Regions from separate parts of the Homo sapiens genome. Here region 2 is linked to region 1. A link is a loop called in an ENCODE intact Hi-C map of the cell type or tissue named here. Cell type or tissue: PC-9. All regions are shown on one strand. Each heading gives the region's core, and the rest is flanking DNA. Links, peaks and the distances in the headings are about the cores only.

Evidence for each region. Hi-C counts contacts between places; a loop is a spot of excess contacts. Peaks named below come from ENCODE experiments on the same cell type or tissue, not always from the same donor. Only the 100,000 strongest peaks of a DNase experiment are listed, where the experiment ranks them.
Region 2: a loop joins it to region 1, with 2.9 times the contacts of the local background. A loop is called at or near these places in 3 of 110 quality-filtered maps.

The regions. Positions count from the first base shown.
Region 1 is chr2:9,250,161-9,253,073 of GRCh38, reverse strand. All of the region lies in intron 1 of ASAP2 (ArfGAP with SH3 domain, ankyrin repeat and PH domain 2), which reads right to left. Among named protein-coding and RNA genes, the nearest start is that of ASAP2, 45 kb to the right of the region's middle. In PC-9, for the core only: no CTCF peak of the experiment used is centred there; DNase peaks (open chromatin) are centred at 913 and 1,253; H3K4me3 peaks cover 281 bases; H3K27ac peaks cover 2,340 bases.
Region 2 is chr2:9,138,560-9,141,472 of GRCh38, reverse strand. LOC105373417 (a long non-coding RNA gene) reads left to right here. Exons shown (of 4, transcript XR_922775.1): 2 at 2,220-2,342. Among named protein-coding and RNA genes, the nearest start is that of ASAP2, 67 kb to the left of the region's middle. RefSeq lists an enhancer at 1,270-1,770. In PC-9, for the core only: CTCF peaks have their summits at 1,396 and 1,597 (motif pointing right); no DNase peak of the experiment used is centred there.

The sequences.
Region 1 (2,913 bases), core at 231-2,730:
TTCTTTGTTGCCTCGGGATTGGCTTGGGCTTAGGGATGCACGGGCAGCTTTTGAGGGCTGCAGTGAACAACTAAATAGTCAAGATGCTTGGTGTAGGACCAGTGATTGGGCCCACGCACTATCTGCTTGTGTTCCTAAATTCTTTTTTTTTTTTTTTTTGAGACGGAGTCTCGCTTTGTCGCGAGGCTGGAGTGCAGTGGCGCGATCTCGGCTCACTGCAAGCTCCGCCTCCTGGGTTCATGCCATTCTCCTGCCTCAGCCTCCCGAGTAGCTGGGATTACAGGCGCCCGCCACCACGCCTGGCTAATTTTTTTGTATTTTTAGTAGAGACAGGGTTTCACCGTGTTAGCCAGGATGGTCTCGATCTCCTGACCTCGTGATCTGCCCGCCTCAACCTCCCTAAGTGCTGGGATTACAGGCGTGAGCCACTGCACCCGGCCGTGTTCCTAAATTCTTTAACTGTCTTCCGAAGGCTTTTTTTGGGGGGCGGGGGTGTTAGGGGAATAGGGTCTCACTTTGTCGCCCAGGCTGGAATGCAGTGGTGTGATCTCAGCACACTGCAACCTCCACCTCCTGGGTTTAAGCGATTCTCCTGCCGTAGCCTCCTGAGTAGCTGGGCGTGTGCCACCATGCCCAGCTAATTTTCTGTATTTTTAGTAAAGATGGGGTTTTGCTATGTTGCCCAGCCTGGTCTTGAACTCCTGGCCAAAAGTGATCCACCCATCTCGACCTCTCAAAGTGCTGGGATTACAGGCAAGAGCCACTGCGCACAGCCCCAAAGGCCTTATTTAAAATGACTCTTCCTACAGTCCCTGGTTCATCAATTACTCTCAGTTGTCATCTGCTCTTTGACCTTCAAGGCTGAGTGGCCTCACTCCAATGCAGTCCTAGCAGCTGGTGTCAGGCACGCCTGCCCTCCCTGGCCTGAGTGACCTCTCTCCAAGGCACCTCACAGTGTGTGTTAACGGCTTTTGTGACACGAAGGCTCTCCTTCCAGCATTTCCCAGAGGGAAGGTTTTGTACAGGCTAACACTCTAACACCTACTGGCCAGTACTTCCCAAGTACATCTGATTTATTTCAAATAACTGATGAACTAAATTCAATGAGCTACAGATGATAATTAAAAAAAAAAAATTAAGGAAAGAAAAAAAAAAGCAATGTGGGCACAGGCTTCTCATTCCTAAAGCTCCCTGTCAGTGGCCTCAGGCCCATCTCTGCTCCATCCATCACTGCCAGAAAACTCACATTCAGTCTTCCTTCCTGGCAGCTGTTCCTCACCCTCAGCCACAGCCACCTTCCCCTTGCGTCATTCCTGAAGGCATTCCATTTGCCACGCTGATGTCCTCCAGCCACTCCACTTCCTCATCACAAAACCGAAGGTCCCCAGGAAAGACCCCATGAATTCAACAAGGTGCGCCCCCCAGCTGCTCCCTTCCCCTTCTCCCAAGGGTCACTGAGTCCCCAACTCACCAGCTGGGATGGAGGGAAAAGGAAAGTCAGATGAGGTAATGCGTTTTAGTAAAGTGTAAAATGCACGTTATCTTTACTTATTAAGCATACAAAACCCACCCGACGGACATCAGGGATTAGCTGTTCTGCTTCGAGCTTCTCAATTTCTCCACATGCTTTGCGCCCAGACCCACTGAGCAGCCAGACTCAACCAGATTCCCCAGGTCTGGGCCCCCACAGGGAGGGCAGGTCCCCTAAGGCTGTTACACGTGAGTACCAAGCAGATGGAGCCCAGAAGATGGGAAGGAGTGGGACGAAGTCAAATGCCAGCCCCACCCTCACAACCTCAGTCCCCTTCTCTGTAAGACAAGTGACTAGAGGGAAAGCCACAGGGCCCACCTCTACTTGCGGACTAAACTCCTGATGTGACAACGCTCTGGCCACGTTCCTCCTTTCAAAATCTCCTTCGCGATCTGTTTACCAGCCCTCCACGCTCCACTCCCGTCCACTTATTCCCTGAAGAACCTGTGGGTTTCCACACCTCAGTGTGTTTTCTCACCTCTAATCTGTCTCCAATTCAAACTCTACAGACCTTTCAAGATCCACCCAAATGCCACCTCCTTGGTGAGCCTGCCCACTCCGGGTTCCCATCTTATCTCTGTAAGAAATTGACTTTCACCACGCCTCGTTTCATAGTTCACTGTTTTAAGTTCCCCGGGAGCAAGCCCCGAGTCTTGTCTATTTCTGTATTTCCACCATGGTGGGCTCAGCACTTTGCTCACAGATGGCCCATGGTGGCCTGTGCTGAATCACATCCCTAGGACCCCGCAGGTATAGCTTAATTCCACAAGGCAGATTAACAGGAAGACTGCAACATCTCAGGGGCTGAGACACCTCCGCTCCACCCTGGCTCTGATTCAGAGCTCCTGAGCTCCACAGCCTACTCCTGTTCCTCTCTGGGTGCTCACTGCTTTCTGCTTCCAACCTTGTCCGATAGTTACTTGTGGCCTCGGCTTAAATGAAAGAGCACACCACACTGCATTTGCCCTGGGGGCCGTGCAATGTGCCCTGTATCCTTTTGTACCCTCTGTGGAATGGGAAAACACTTTTACACCTCCCAAGGCTTAAGTGATTAAAGATCTGGGGTCCCAATTCCCACCCAAGGGCCACATGTCTGGCATCCTGCATCCCCACTCCCATCTTTAAAGTCATGCATGGCACCTGGGGCACCGCGAGAACTCCAGGAGCCCTAGGGACAGCTGTGTATTCACATGTCGTGTTCTTTCCCCTCTTTCCCTGGTGCCTAGGCAGGAAGTCTGTGGTTAAATACCATTTGCTGAATTATTAGTAATAATTACCATGTGTGTAACATTCCTTACAGTTTGTGGAGTTTTATCCAACAAATGTTACATGACCACTTTGTGTCAGGCAGCGTGTTAAATGCTAAAAATGATCCTGGCAGT
Region 2 (2,913 bases), core at 282-2,781, 110 kb after region 1:
ACTTCAAACCCCATCCACACAGTGAGTGCCCAGTAAAAGCCAGCGATGACCCTCCCTGCCGACGCTCTACAGGCTGGACCCCCAGGTGTGTTGATCCTGTTTCCCTGACTCCATCCTGTTAGGAGTCTGAGGGAAGAGGGGGTTGGGGCCAGGGAAGCACCTCCTGTGGGCCAGATTTCAATGCCACGTAGAGAAGTTTCCCTGGTTAGAATTGCTCATTGGAGGAGGAGAGTCCTGCTCTTCTCAGGAATTTGCCAGAGATAGTTTTGTGGGCGTGTGTGTGTAATTTTTAAAAAATCTAAAATAATCTCTGACTTAAGAAGAGCTTCCACTGCAGCACAAATCATGCATTTTTTCCTGAACCATTTGGGGGTAAATTGTCAACACTTGCTCCCTAATACTCCACCTCCAATACTCCATCACCCCAAATACTCCCATGTACTTCCTGCAAATATGGACTTTCTCCTACATGGTCGGTCAGAACAACCTTCACTCACAACTCAAGTTCGCAGGGCGCGTTGCTGCTGTTCAAGTCTCCCCAGTGGTCTGATGATTTCTTCACAGTGAATGCACCCAGTTCAAAATGGTATGTGGCTTCTGGTTGTCACATCTCCTTAGTCTCCTAGAGTCTGAAGCTGAGCTCAGTCTTTACTTGACTTTCATGGCCTTGACACTTTCGAAGATTAAGGGCCAGTTATTCTGTGGGCTGTGCCGCCACTTGAGAGACTGCTGCCCCCTGGGGATTTGATTTGCGTTATCTGTCTTGGCAGGAACACCTCAGAAGTGCTATTCCACTGGACAGGATTTCAATTTGCCCTATTTAAGCATTGTCTTTTTTTTTTTTTTTTTTTGATGGAGTCTCACTCTGTCACCCAGGCTGCAGTACAGTGGCATGATCTCGGCTCACTGCAACCTCTGCCTTCTGGGTGCAAGTGATTCTCCTACGTCAGCTTCCTGAATAGTTGGGATTACAGAAGTGCACCACCATGCCTGGCTAATTTTTGTAGTTTTAGTAGATATGGGGTTTCACCATGTTGGCCGGGCTGGTCTCAAACTCCTGATCTCAGGTGATCTGCCCTCCTCTGCCTCCCAAAGTGCTGGGATTACATGCCTGAGCCGCTGTGCCTGGCCCTGGCTTGCTTCTTCTAAAACTCTCTTCCACTCCAGGTTCCCCGAAGCCTCGAGCACCCCATCCGGGACCCCCTGGAGCCTCCCCTCCCTCTGCTTACTGCCCCCACCACCCACCTCCCTCCACGTGCTGTAGAAACCTCCCTGACAAGCTGTGGCAGCACAGGGCCAGCTGCCCAGCAAGTTCCCCTGTCCCTCCTGGGGTCACCCAGACTTTACTCTCCTGGGGCTGTCTTTCCCACTTCGAGGTGGAGGAGTCCCTGATTAATTAAGGGTTCTGGCCCTTTGGAATTCATCTGTAGAGTTGCAAATGGACTGCTGGGGCCATATGAGAACCCTGTGATCCTGGGGACGTCACTCAGTGCCCCATCCCCTGATCTCCCTCGGATTCATCTTTCCCTCAGTGCTGGTGGCCAAGCAGGCGCTGCCAGAAATCCCTAGGTGTCCAGGAGGTGGCGCTGCGGGGTCAGAACCTGCACCCTTTCATGCGAATGCAGCTCAGAGAGGGGAGAGTGCAGGGGCAAAGGGAGGGGTGGGGGCTGCGAACTAGAGGCTGTGCAGTCCCCTGGAAGCATTCTGCGTGTGCACGTATGTGTTAGCAAACACCTACATACATACCAGCAAGTGCACATACCCACACATCCATACCAGTACACACACACATCATATATACTAGTAAATAGATACGGGTACACACACATGTATATACCTCTATATATGCACACGCATACATACTAGTATATGTATACACACATACATGCATGATAGTCTACACACACATATACCAGTATATATACACATATATGCAAACCAGTAAATATCTATATGTAATATATATACACGGAAACATGTAGCAGTTCATTGTATCCTCTATGTGAACATGTGTGCACACATCCTAGATGCATATCTGTGCATAGGCACACACAGGTCTGCACATACGTGTGTGCATGTGTACGCACTAGGCCCTGGAGTTTGGGCCACTGACTTCTGCCTCTGAGGCTCGGGACGGCAGCAGCTTCTCCCCCATCACACAGGCCGACTCCAGATCTCCATTCTCCTCCCAGATCTTTTTTTTTTTTTTTGGATCACAGGTGGGCAGGATGGTGGCCTCACCTGATGCAGTGCACACCTCCAACAGGCATCAGATGGAATGCACTGGGAGCAAGATTCTCATAGCAATGACAAAGATCCCCAACACCGTCCACCACGCAGCCGTACGTATGTGTCCTCAGATTTCATGCGGGGCAACTGTGGTTTTCCCCTGAAAGAAGCACCACTGATCCCTGCACAGGAGGGGCGCTGGGGGAAGGGCTTTGAAACAGAGAGGGGAGCCTGGCTCCCACCCTGGCCCAGCGGGGGAGCCTGAGGGTGGGGGTTCTGAACACAGTGTGGGGCTGTGACTGGGCAGCCCTAAGAAGCATGGTCAGTGTGCCATGCTCTGTTCCCAGGGGACTCGATGTTGTGGGTCCAGTTGAGGCGGAGAGGAGCCAGGAAGACAGGACAGGCCAGCTCCTTGCCTGGTGGCTGAGGATTTCTGGTTGTGAGCTTGGGGGACTTCGCAGGGCCGGAGGGGGAGGGTACCTTTCCTAACAGCGACACCCTGTGGTGTTGGCCGCTGCAACAGACACTCAGGTGACTTGTCTGTCTCCTTGAGATGCTGTGACCAGGGCTTGACCTTTGGACTGAGAGAGCATCCGCTGGGCCGGGGGTCTTGGAGTTATTTGGAAGGAGGACCCTGAGATTTCTTTGAGAGATGACCTAATTCAAGAAGCAAGAGGACATGAC